Regions from separate parts of the Homo sapiens genome. Here all the other regions are linked to region 1. Evidence: chromatin contacts called from ENCODE Hi-C or POLR2A ChIA-PET data. All regions are on one chromosome and are shown on one strand. The core of a region is the stretch at or near the end of the contact, and the rest is flanking DNA. Distances in the headings are between cores, read along the strand shown.

Region 1 (2,846 bases), core at 347-2,846:
AGCAGGCCCGGGAGCTGGCAAAGACGCTGGTGAGCGGTGTGGCCTTTCCCTGGGCAAGCGTCTTGATGCGGGCCCAGCCTACCCTTCACCCCTCCCGTCCCCACTGCCTCCCTCCACTCAGCAGTCCTGCCTAACCCCAGTCCCACCCTCTTCTGCCCGAAGTCCCTCCCTCCTTCACGGCTTCCTAACCTGCTGTGACTTTAGAGGTCAAGGCTGGCCCGGCCTGGACCTGGGGAAGCCCTCTGTGGCGTTCCTGCCCCAGACCAAGTACAAGTTCCTCCTGGCCCCATGGCGAGGTGTCGCACTTCACTCGTGTCTCTTCCCCACCCCAATCCTTCCCTGACTTCATGCTGGGGGGCTGGCAACCCAGGGTGCAGCAGGGGCTGGAGTTCGACCAAGAACCGGCTGCAGAAGGCCCCGCCATGGGGGGTCCACGCTGAGCCTCCTCTCCGCAGGTTGGCGTGGGAGCCAGCCTAGGGCTTCGGGTCGCGGCAGCGCTGACCGCCATGGACAAGCCCCTGGGTCGCTGCGTGGGCCACGCCCTGGAGGTGGAGGAGGCGCTGCTCTGCATGGACGGCGCAGGCCCGCCAGACTTAAGGGACCTGGTCACCACGCTCGGTGAGGGGGACGGGGTGTAGGGGAGCGGAGGCGGCGGGGGGTGCTTCCCGCTGGGGCCGCCCCGACCCGGCCGCGCCTAAGACCCGTCCCCGCCCGCAGGGGGCGCCCTGCTCTGGCTCAGCGGACACGCGGGGACTCAGGCCCAGGGCGCTGCCCGGGTGGCCGCGGCGCTGGACGACGGCTCGGCCCTTGGCCGCTTCGAGCGGATGCTGGCGGCGCAGGGCGTGGATCCCGGTCTGGCCCGAGCCCTGTGCTCGGGAAGTCCCGCAGAACGCCGGCAGCTGCTGCCTCGCGCCCGGGAGCAGGAGGAGCTGCTGGCGCCCGCAGATGGTGAGCGTCGGGGGAGTCCCCGTCCTTCCGCCTCCGCCATCCCCTTCCCTTCCCGAGGCCCCGCCCCTTCCCGAGCCCGCGCCTCTCAGCCCCTCTCCCCGCAGGCACCGTGGAGCTGGTCCGGGCGCTGCCGCTGGCGCTGGTGCTGCACGAGCTCGGGGCCGGGCGCAGCCGCGCTGGGGAGCCGCTCCGCCTGGGGGTGGGCGCAGAGCTGCTGGTCGACGTGGGTCAGAGGCTGCGCCGTGGTGAGCGCCGCCCCCGCCCTGCTGGCCCCGCACCCCCGCCCAGCTCCGGCCGCGCGGCCTCTAACAGCCCCTCGCTCTGCAGGGACCCCCTGGCTCCGCGTGCACCGGGACGGCCCCGCGCTCAGCGGCCCGCAGAGCCGCGCCCTGCAGGAGGCGCTCGTACTCTCCGACCGCGCGCCATTCGCCGCCCCCTCGCCCTTCGCAGAGCTCGTTCTGCCGCCGCAGCAATAAAGCTCCTTTGCCGCGAAACCTTGTCAGTGCTTGGGCGGGAGCGGAAGGATCCAGGGCTGCGGAGGCGGGGGCCGTCTCGATGAACACGTGACCCCCGGCGGGCTCCGCCTTCCGCGCACGCGCTGAGAGCCTGTCAGCGGCTGCGCCCGTGTGCGCATGCGCAGCTCCGGGGACGCCTGCGCCCTGCCTGTGAGCGTGTGGCGCCCGCTTTCCCTGAGCCGGCGGGGCAGAGCGCAGGGAGCTGGAGGTCGGCGCTTCCTCTCGTGCTTGGTCCACTGACGCGCGGCCCCGCCGCGAGGTGCGGACGCCGGGGCTGGGAGGGGAGGAGGTAGCCCTGAGGACTCGCTGGACTCCGGGGTAGTTTCCCAGCTCCGGCTACTGCGCGGGGCTGGCGGGGCACACCCCAGGGCGCGCTGGAGGCCGGAGCGAGGCTGGGGCGCCCGTGGGAGGCTCCCAGCAGGCACCGGTGTTCTCGCGGCCAAGCACAGTTATAACGCGCTCGCGCGGCGCTTCGAGTGGTCCTGGAACCTTTCTGGCCACGAGGGCGCTGGCCTTGCTGGGGAGGGCACAAACCCAGAACCGCCCGGGCGGGGGTGCAGTGAGTCCTCGGGAGGGTGCCCTCAGCAGGAGGGGGCAGTGACCGGGAGTCCTGAGACCTCCACCTAGCAAACCTTCTGCGGGGGCCCGTGGGAAAGGCTCAAAGGTCACCAACGCAAAGGCAGGGCGTCGGCTGTGAGCCCGGAGGAGCTGCTGGGAAGCCTGGATGTGAGGAGGGTGGGGTTTTGTGGCGGGTGGAAGTGTCGTGCGTCTCTGCCAGGAGAGGTTAAACACAGCCGGCGGGCAGAGTCTGAGCTCCGGGGGTAGGTCGTGCAGGTTTTCTGCTGGGAGTGTGGAGGAAGGCCGCGGTTGGTTGAAGTGGCTGGAGGTAACAGGAAAGTGTTGGAGGAATCGGTTGCTCTCGGGGATTGCAAGCCAGAGAGTTACCCACCTCCTTTTAAGAAATGGGTTTATTGCAAATAGATAACGTGGTTAGTTCAGGCAAGGCATGCACTTGGAATGCTTTCCGTCAGCAAGAGGTTCACCTTGCTGAGGTGCAGGTGCAGGGCAGGGTGCGGTGACAGGCTGGTGATCCCAGGTAGAGGACAGGAGTGACAGGTGTGGTTGCCCAGGTGTGGATGTTTGGTGGAGGTGGAGTTCTGAGCTCAGGTGAGCAGCTGCAAATGCCTGTTAAGCCTGAACGTGGGCTGGGTCCTTCAGATGGGTGGCTGGTCTCAAGTCGCAGGGGCAGCCCAGGCACTGTCCTGGGCCTTCCCTTCTGGCTCCTGACGCCTGTGCTTGTTTCCAGGAGCATCAGATCCATGCTGCTGCTGACTCGGAGCCCCACAGCTTGGCACAGGCTCTCTCAGCTCAAGCCTCGGGTCC
Region 2 (2,801 bases), core at 72-2,571, 200 kb after region 1:
GCTCGAACCCAGTAGGCAGAGGTTGCAGTGAGCCAAGACCATGCCATTGCACTCCTGCCTGGGCAACAAGAGCAACATTCTGTCTCAAAAAAAACAACAGAAACAAACAAACAAAAAACAATACGGCCATGTGCTACTCAACGGTGAAGCTATGTCCTGAGAAATGTGTCATTAGGCGATTTTGTTATGTGACAAACCTAGATGGGACAGCCTACCCCACACCTAGGCCAGATGATCCGAACAACACGTGGTAATCTTTTATTTTTTTATTTTTGAGATGGAGTCTCACTCTGTCGCCCAGGCTGGAGTGCAATGGCGACATCTCAGCTCACTGCAAGCTTCGCCTCCGGGGTTCAAACGATTCTCCTGCCTCAGCCTCCCCAATAGCTGGGGTTACGGCGCTCGCCAGCCACCACGCCCGGCTAATTTTTGTATTTTCAGTAGAGACAGGGTTTCACCAGGTTGGTCTCGATTTCCTGGATTCGTGATCCGCCACCCCACCTCGGCCTCCCAAAGCGGTGAGATTACAGGCGTGAGCCACCGCGTCTGGCCAACACGTGGTAATCTGAAGGGACCACCACAGTATATGCGGCCCGCCTTCCACGGAAACGTCATGAGGCCCACGACTCAAAGGCGTGCCTCATTAAGTTACCGACAGCCCCAAACTCGCCCTTCCACGCCGGGCCTCAAGGTGCTCTGTGGACCACAGCGGGGCCCGGGGCCCTCGCGAGGGAGGGAAGAGTTCGCTCCAGGTCCCCGCGATTCCCCCGGAAAGTGAAACTGCAGAGGTGTTGCGTGGACACCCGCGGTCAGACACGACCCCAGGCCGCGCGGGCCCCAGAGGAAGCGAGCGCGAGTCCGCGGTGGTGGCTGGGCGCTCAGTGAGGACGCCATTCCGCCACGAAAACGCCCGCGACGCCGCTGGCCCCTGCGCGGTGGGGCGAGGTAGGCTGGCCGGACCTGCGAAGCCCGACGAGCCCGGCGCCGGCTGGCTGCAGCTTGCTCTGCCTCCCTGGCCTGGCCCCGAGGCTCCCGCGAGCCGGGATCCGCGAACACCGGGGCCGAACCGACTCTCTCGGGCCTCAGACGGCGTGGACCCTGGAAGGCCCCAGTTCGGCCGCTTCCCCGGAAGTCCCCCAGTGGGCTCCGGCCGCTCTGGCCCGCGCGCGTCCGGCTCGCTGGTGCCCTGGGCGGCGCCCGGCCGCTGGCGCTTCTCGGGCGCTAGGGGGCGCGCGGCCGCGCGGGAGCCGCACTGGGCCGCGGCGGCCGCTCGACTGTTCTGAGGAGCGGCCCGGACGCGCGCCGCCCCCGCCCGCGTTTCCCCGGCAACCCGCGGCCGCCGCCATGGACGCGCTGTTGGGCACAGGGCCTCGCCGGGCTCGCGGCTGCCTGGGCGCGGCTGGACCCACGTCTTCAGGTCGCGCGGCGCGGACCCCGGCGGCGCCCTGGGCGCGCTTCTCCGCCTGGCTGGAGTGTGTGTGCGTGGTCACCTTCGACCTGGAGCTGGGCCAGGCGCTGGAGGTGAGCGGGCGCGAGCGCGGGCGCGGGCGGGTGGGCAGGGCTGCGCCTCTCGGGGCCAGTCCCGCCTCGCTTGGGGCCCTCGGCCGCCCCGCACTCTCCCTGGCCTTCGGCCGCCGCCTCCTGGAGGGGCCTCTTCTCCGGGCTCCAGAAGCGCTCCCCAGGCCGAGGAGGGAAGGCGAGCTGCTCGGAGTCGGATCTTGTCTTCACATTGGGATGGAGCATTTTGCATAACCTAAGTGGTACTCTTTCGATTTTTCCCAGTAAATGTCTCACATCTCCCCCCTCCATTCCCCACCGGAGCAGTGACACCTTCATCCCCTCAGTGGCTCCCGCCAGAGTCCCGGGCTTACCCTCCGCTCCGCATCCCATCTCTGGGCATAGGCGAGGCTGACGGCTCCTTCTGCAACAAAGGTCTCGGATCCGTTCCTTTGCTGCCATCACTGATGTCATCCCCACCCCAGCTGCACCCCAGAGTTCAACCTTTGTGGCTCTCCTGCTTAAAACCCTGCAGCGCCTCCTTGTTCACCTAGCATCAGATCCAGACCCCATGGGCCCCGTCCCTCCACCTGCGTCTTGTGGTGTTCTTGCTCGTGGGGGTCTGTTCATCGGCTGTGCCCATGGGCTTTCGATGTGGTCTTTCTGCTGCCTGCAGGCCTCCACTCACCTACCCACACAGGCAGCCTCCTTTCCTCCAGGGAGGCCCCGCAGGATGATCTTCTCTGTGTCCTGTGTAACACACACCAGGGAGCTGACCAGCACAGGGGAGGCCCACCTGCAGATGGAGGGAGGCTTCCCCGCGCTGGCGCAAGGAACCTCGTGAGGGGTAGTGAGCTCTCTATTACCGCAGGTGTCCAAGATCAGGCCAAATCATCATCATCAGGAAAGCCAGGCAGCGCGTCTCTGTGGTTGGGAGATGCTTTCTAAGGCCCTGCTGAACTCCAAGAGGCCATGAGAAGCATATAGTCTTCTAAACAGAAAAGCATTAACTCTAGCACTCTCTGGAGCCCCTCCCACCACACACGGTCCCCAGCAGGTGCACAGCCTCAAACAGCATCACTGGGTGGGGGCTGAGTACCAAGAAGTGTGGTGACCTGCCCAGGGTTGAAAACCTTTCTTAGTTCAATACTGTTGCCCAGATTGTTCCCCACAAAATCACAAAAGAAGTTAAGAGGTTCCTGGCCGGACGCGGTGACTCATGCCTGTAATCCCAGCACTTTGAGAGGCCGAGGCAGGCAGATCACAAGGTCAGCAGTTTGAGACCATCCTGGCCAACATGGTGA
Region 3 (2,793 bases), core at 63-2,562, 150 kb after region 1:
GTTCTGGCCTATGTTTCCCATCATTTTCTCTGTGCTTCATTCTGGGTAATTCCTTCTGACCTGTTTTCTGGTTCACTGATTTTCACTTCACTGTATATATTTTGTTATTAAACCTGTACACACTGAATTATTATTATTATTATTGAGAGAGGGTCTTGTTCTGTCACCCAGGCTGCAGTGCACTTGCACAATGATGGCTTGACCTCCTGGGCTCGAGTGATCTTCCCACCTCAGCCTCCCAAGTAGCTGGGACTACAGGTGTGCACCACCACGCCTGGCTAATTTTAAAAATTCTTTGTAGAGACAGGTTTTCACCATGTTGCCCAGGCTGGTCTTGAACTTCTGGGCTCAAGTGATCTCCCTACCTCTACCTCCCAAAGTACTGGGATTACAAGCATGAGCCACCTCACCTGGCCTGAATTTGTGATACTGAATATTTTATTCTTTATTTCTAGAAGTTCTACATGGTCCTTTTTCAAATATTCTATATCACCTTTTACTGTTTCTTACAAATATTTTTATGTTGTTAAATATTTATTTCTTTTTATTTTTTATTTTTTTGAGACGGAGTCTCGCTCTGTTGCCCAGGCTGGAGGGCAGTGGTGTGATCTTGGCTCACTGCAAGCTCCGCCTCCTGGGTTCACGCCATTCTCCTGTCTCAGCCTCCCGAGTAGCTGGGACTACAGGCGCCTGCCACCGCGCCCGGCTAATTTTTTGTATTTTTAGTAGACACGGGGTTTCACCATGGTCTCCATCTCCTGACCTTGTGATCTGCCCGCCTCGGCCTCCCAAACTGCTGGGATTACAGGCGTGAGCCACTGCACCCAGCCAAATATTTATTTCTTTAAAAATAAGAAGCACACTCAGCCAGCATGCTAGATCACGCCTGTAATTCCAGTACTTTAGGAGGCCGAGGTGGGCAGATTGCTTAAAGCCAGGAATTCAAGACCAGCCTGGGCAACACGGCAAAAACCTGTTTTTACAAAAAATACAAAGAATTAGCCAGGTGTGGTGGTGTGTGCCTGTAGTCCCAGCCACTCAGAAGGCTGAGACAGAAGGATCACTTGAGCCCAGGAGGCGGAAGTTGCAGTGAGCCAAGATCACGCCACTGTACTCCAACTCCAGCCTAGGCGACAGAGTAAGACCTTCTCACACACATACAAAAAGTACACTTTTTTTATAGTCTGTTTCTAACAATTCCAATACCTGAAGTCTTTGAGGAAGTGTTTCTACTGGTTTTCCTGTTTTCATTTTCTGGGGGTTTTTTTGAGACAAGGTTTCACTTTGTCACCCAGGCTGGAGTGCAGCGGTGCAATCATAGCTCACAGCAGCCTCAAACTCATGGACTCAAGCCATCCTCCTGCCTCAGCCTCCCAATATGCTGGGGTTACAGGCATGAGCCACCACACCTGAACTGTACTGGTTTTAACTCAGAGTGGCTTATTTGCTTGTGTGCTTAGTCATTTTTGTCTGTGTACTATTAATCACTGTCTTTAAAAAATATCTGCAGGCGGATCACCTGAGGTCAGGAGTTCAAGACCAGCCTGGCCAACACAGTGAAACCCCGTCCTTACTAAAAATACAAAAATTAGCCGGACACACGCCTATAGTCCCAGCTACTTGCAAGGCTGAGGTAGGAGAATCGCTTCAACCTGGGAGGCAGAGGTTGCAGTGAACCGAGATTGTGCTACTGCACTTCAGCCTGGGATACAAAGCAAGACTCCATCTCAAAAAAAAAAAAAAAAAAAAAAAAAATCTGCAGGGATTCTTTGTATCTTAGGATGAAGGTAACTTCTTCCAGAGAGGTTTTATCTTTGTTCCTGTCAGATGACAAGCTAGAAACACCTTGAATTAAATTCATGCCCGATTTCCCTGAACTACCAGGCAATGTAACTGGGCTAAAAATCCTCACAAAGGCCAATACAGAGCTACAATTCTCAGGAACAGGTTTTTTTCCCTTTTCATCTTTTTGTGCTACATTTAGTAAAAAGACAACCAGATGAGGGCAAGGAACGGTGTGAGGCACATGTGCCTCTAGTCTGCCCTCACACCTTGAGGATAGAGCCCTTCAGAGTTCCATCGGTGTGGGGAGGGTCTCCTTTAGGCTATTTACCTTGAGAGGAATCGAGCTTAACTACTGTTCTTTTCACAAATCCTCTAAACTCAAAGCCCCACTTTGTCCACATGAGCAAATGCCCTCAGGACAAAAGCAGACCCCATTCTATGGTGTTTAAATTACCTTTCTGCGTTATTTTCAGTTAGATTTTGATCCAAAAGTTTCCTGCTTTTTTGTCAGTTCTTTTATTTATGTTTTTTCATCTAACAATTGTGGCTGTTTTTCTGGGGTGGAGGGTGGGGGAGTAGAAGGTAGTCTAACCTAGCCTAACATTCTCAGAAACATAAAACCTTGCCATTTTTCTTGCAAAATTTATTTGATAACACGATTCTATAATAAAACATACATGCTCTCGTCGCTTTGAGGAATTATTCTACTCTCTACTGGCTTCCATTCATGCTGCTGAGACATCTGTTGTCAACCTAGCTAATGTTCCATTTTAGGTAATCTATCTTTTAACTTTACCTTAACACCTTCTTTTTGTCTTTGGTGCTATACGATTTCAGTGTATGGGTGTGGGTTTGTTTTTTTCTTTTTCTCTTTTTTTTTTTTTTTTTTTTGAGACAGAGTCTCGCTCTCGCCCAGGCTGGAGCGCAGTAGCGTGATCTTGGCTCACTGCAACATCCATCTCCCACGTTCAAGCAATTCTCCTGCCTCAGCCTCCTGAGTAGCTGGGA
Region 4 (2,856 bases), core at 357-2,856, 170 kb before region 1:
CCCGCGCCCCGCCTCCTCCACGGCCGGGCTCCTCCCTCTGCGGGCGGTGGTGGCGGCCCTCGCGCCCTCCCTCCCGCCCTCCCCTCGCCGCCGACCCCCGGGAGGGGGAGTTCGGACGCGGACGCGGGACGGTGGTCAGGGCAGCCTAGTGGGAGCGGGGGATGGGGCGGGGGCTTCGGGCACCAGCAAAGCCGCCTGGAGCCGGTGAACGGGAGGGAGGGGCGCCCCCCCCACCCCTCCAGGTCCAGGGCCCGGATCGCTGGGTGCCCAGTCCCCCTCTAGGCCTGGGTCCCCTCGTCCTGGACACCGGCCCCTGCCCACGCCCACTGCGTGATGCCCACCTTCCCCAGACCACTCCCAGACTGGGGTAGAGCCTGAGCTCTCACTCCTCCACTGGGGCTCTGCTCAGAAGCCTGCAGTGGCTCCCTAGTACCCAGGCAGGCCAGAGCCACCCGCTTTTCCAAGAGCCAGGCTCCCTCGGGCTTGGCAGTTTGCTACGCTCTAGTCACACGGGGCACCTCTCCTTCCCCTCCTGTGGGCTGTCCGTCACGCAGTTGCCAACACCTGAACTACTCTAACATCCTGACCCCTGGGCCAGCTGTTAAGTGACGGGCTCTCAGCCCAAACTCCCCCGCCGTGCCCCGTGTGATACTGGGGGGCTGATGGGGGTCGGGTCCCGGTCCGGCTCAACCGACAGAGGGCGCAGCGACCCGCGCGGTGCAGGGCCCAGCCTCGCCTCCCCCAGGGGGTGACTTCTCTCCTCGGGGCACCGAACTTCCTCAGCCCCTCCCGAGAGCTGCAGACCCTTGTCCACTCACCAGGGCAGCCCCATAAGGGGATCACTGCCCACCTAACTGCTGCTTAGCCCGGGCCCTCGGCTGTCAACTTCCTGAGACCCACCACCTCTGACGCACCAGGCACCCAATAAATGTTTGCGAGGAAGGAAAAAACAGAATTCTGCCATCCCCACAGAGCAGGTGAGCTGGAGCCCCTCACACAGCAGGTCTTAGTTTTGTGTCTGCTGAAAGGATGAATGAACACGTACAAAAAATGAATGCAGGGAGGAGCCTGTGGCAACGCGTGCCTCCAACTCAGGAGCAGCCTTTCTGCGGGATGGAAACATCCGGAATGCAGAATGTGTTCTTTCAGCCACTGGGCCGCCCAGCCCTTAGAAAATCCGCGGGTCTATAAGAAAGCTTCAGGGGAGAATTGAGATTTGGGGCAGTACAGCCAGCCTTGCGAGTCCAACAAGCCCAGGCAAAGACAGACACGGAGACATCGCTGAGACCAGGCTGCAGAGCAGGGGCGGCAGCACAGGAAGGGGCGCCTTCCATAGGCCCTGCTGCACCCTGAGCCCTCTGCTGAACACTCAGGCTTAGAAAGTTGGGGATTGGGTCTACCTGGGGCCCAGTGAAGCTGATCCGTAGCTCTGTGACTCTGGACCCGTCACAGGCCCCACCTGCGTACCAGGACGCTCATCTGTAACATGGTATTAATAGAGCATGAACATGTACGTTCGTCAAGGTTAAAGGAGCTAGTATACACATGCCATTCAGCCCAACAGCGGGCCTGGACTGACAGAACTGTAAAGGCCGGCGGCCATCCTGACAACAACATACTGTTTATGTAACTCTTCCACTCAACAATGTCTGCCAAACACCCTCCTCAGTGCCTGGCTCTGATGAAACTAGGAAACGACAAAGACGGTGCCTGCCTTCAAGGCACAGGGAGGGCAGGTGCTTTTACCGGCAGTTGCCAGACTCTGCCAGGTGATCCCTCACCTGCCCAGGGCATTCTGGAAGGCTTCCCAAAGACAATGACTTAGGTAGGACTATTCCCACTTACTGATGAGAAGCCCAGGCACAAAGTGGCTGAGAGCCAGTGCGCCCACCTCAGCACCCAATGCACAGCCCAGAGAGGCCAGTGGGCTCCGGTCCAGGCATCCCTGCCTCAGGGACCCAGGCCTCAGGGTGAGGGTAAAGAATAGAAGCCACAGAGTCCTGTAGGTGTGCCAGGGCTGGGGGAAACCATGAGTATACCCTGGGGACAGGGCTGGGGCTTACCTGTAGGTTTTGGGCCCTACTGGAGTGGCAACTCCATCCCTGTCCCCCTTACCACAGGCCACCAGCCCTGACTCTTCCCAGCCATGCCTGACAATGCAGTGTGTTTTCTAAATCACAGGTAGGAGCATACCCTCTCCACCTAACACGCTCCCTCAACTGCCCACTGTCCTCATGGCAAGCCCAGCTCCAACCGGAAATCAGCGTGCATGTGCCTGTCCCCACCTCCAGAGATGCCTTCTTCCCTTCCCCAACCAGGAAGCCCTAGCCCATCACTACACAGGTGCTAGGCACCACCAGGCCTCTCTCTGCCTCCCGGTGCTGGCTCCTCCTGGCTCAGGTCCCGGCACCCCACCCTCCCAACCCCTCCAGGGCCTGCCAGCCCCCTCCTACCTGATCTTGCTTTGGCCGGCCCTGCCTGCTAAAGGGCCACTGATGTTGCTCTCCTGGTCGGCATCCCGGTCACGATCTTTCTCCTCTTGCAGCCGCTGGAGCAGCAGCTGGTGGGGGAGGCTTCTCAGCGAGGGTCCAGGAGAAGCTGCTGGCTGTGCCTCCCCCTTCAGGTTGATATCGCTGGCTGAGCGCTGCAGAGGCCGAGGGGATGCCAAGCCACTGGGGCCAGCCAGTCGCCGCCGCTTCGCATAGCTGGGGGTTTCCCTGAATGGTACTGGGGTAAGGGGGCATAGGTAAGACTCTGAACAGCCAGCTGGGTGACCAACTTGTCCAGTTTGCCCAGGCTTTCCAGATGTTAAAACTAAATCCTATGTTCCAGGAACTGCCTTGGTTCCAGGCAAAC

Evidence for each region. A loop is a pair of places that touch in the nucleus more often than their neighbours do. ChIA-PET counts read pairs that join two places held with the same protein, here RNA polymerase II (POLR2A). Pooled maps may share reads with other maps.
Region 2: a loop to region 1 is called in a pooled map, with 12 times the contacts of the local background. The contact joins the promoter of DENND6B here to the promoter of SCO2 in region 1. A Hi-C loop is called at or near these places in 2 of 37 single-sample maps with no recorded cell type and 7 of 50 pooled maps. POLR2A ChIA-PET finds 5 or more read pairs at or near these places in 10 of 52 experiments (B cell, CD4-positive, alpha-beta memory T cell, GM12878 and 7 more).
Region 3: a pooled map shows a loop between it and region 1 (2.4-fold over the local background). The contact joins the enhancer-like site here to the promoter of SCO2 in region 1. A Hi-C loop is called at or near these places in 1 of 50 pooled maps. POLR2A ChIA-PET finds 5 or more read pairs at or near these places in 4 of 52 experiments (GM10248, HepG2, WTC11 and 1 more).
Region 4: a loop to region 1 is called in a map with no recorded cell type, with 5 times the contacts of the local background. The contact joins the enhancer-like site here to the promoter of SCO2 in region 1. A Hi-C loop is called at or near these places in 1 of 168 maps with a recorded cell type or tissue (chondrocyte), 11 of 37 single-sample maps with no recorded cell type and 9 of 50 pooled maps. POLR2A ChIA-PET finds 5 or more read pairs at or near these places in 5 of 52 experiments (HEK293T, HepG2, MCF 10A and 2 more).

What each region holds. Positions count from the first base shown.
Region 1 is chr22:50,524,348-50,527,193 of GRCh38, reverse strand. SCO2 (synthesis of cytochrome C oxidase 2) reads left to right here and starts at 1,596. Exons shown (of 2, transcript NM_005138.3): 1 at 1,596-1,722; 2 at 2,770-2,846. The coding sequence starts at 2,783. NCAPH2 (non-SMC condensin II complex subunit H2) reads right to left here. Exons shown (of 20, transcript NM_152299.4): 20 at 2,414-2,846. It overlaps TYMP (thymidine phosphorylase), which reads left to right. Exons shown (of 10, transcript NM_001953.5): 6 at 1-29; 7 at 456-618; 8 at 718-948; 9 at 1,053-1,193; 10 at 1,276-1,442. The coding sequence ends at 1,424. RefSeq lists enhancers at 1-24, 1-386, 195-494 and silencers at 585-1,414, 1,625-1,924.
Region 2 is chr22:50,325,532-50,328,332 of GRCh38, reverse strand. It overlaps DENND6B (DENN domain containing 6B), which reads left to right and starts at 1,321. Exons shown (of 20, transcript NM_001001794.4): 1 at 1,321-1,521. The coding sequence starts at 1,345. RefSeq lists a silencer at 933-1,572.
Region 3 is chr22:50,374,795-50,377,587 of GRCh38, reverse strand. The region is part of intron 2 of PPP6R2 (protein phosphatase 6 regulatory subunit 2); the gene reads right to left. Among named protein-coding and RNA genes, the nearest start is that of MIR12114, 31 kb to the left of the region's middle. Within about 2 kb of position 1,312, at least 2 of the 41 ENCODE cell types and tissues checked have a DNase peak (open chromatin) inside an H3K27ac peak, as active enhancers do.
Region 4 is chr22:50,694,646-50,697,501 of GRCh38, reverse strand. It overlaps SHANK3 (SH3 and multiple ankyrin repeat domains 3), which reads right to left. Exons shown (of 25, transcript NM_001372044.2): 12 at 2,456-2,727. Among named protein-coding and RNA genes, the nearest start is that of SHANK3, 23 kb to the right of the region's middle. RefSeq lists an enhancer at 1,949-2,449. Within about 2 kb of position 1,606, at least 3 of the 41 ENCODE cell types and tissues checked have a DNase peak (open chromatin) inside an H3K27ac peak, as active enhancers do.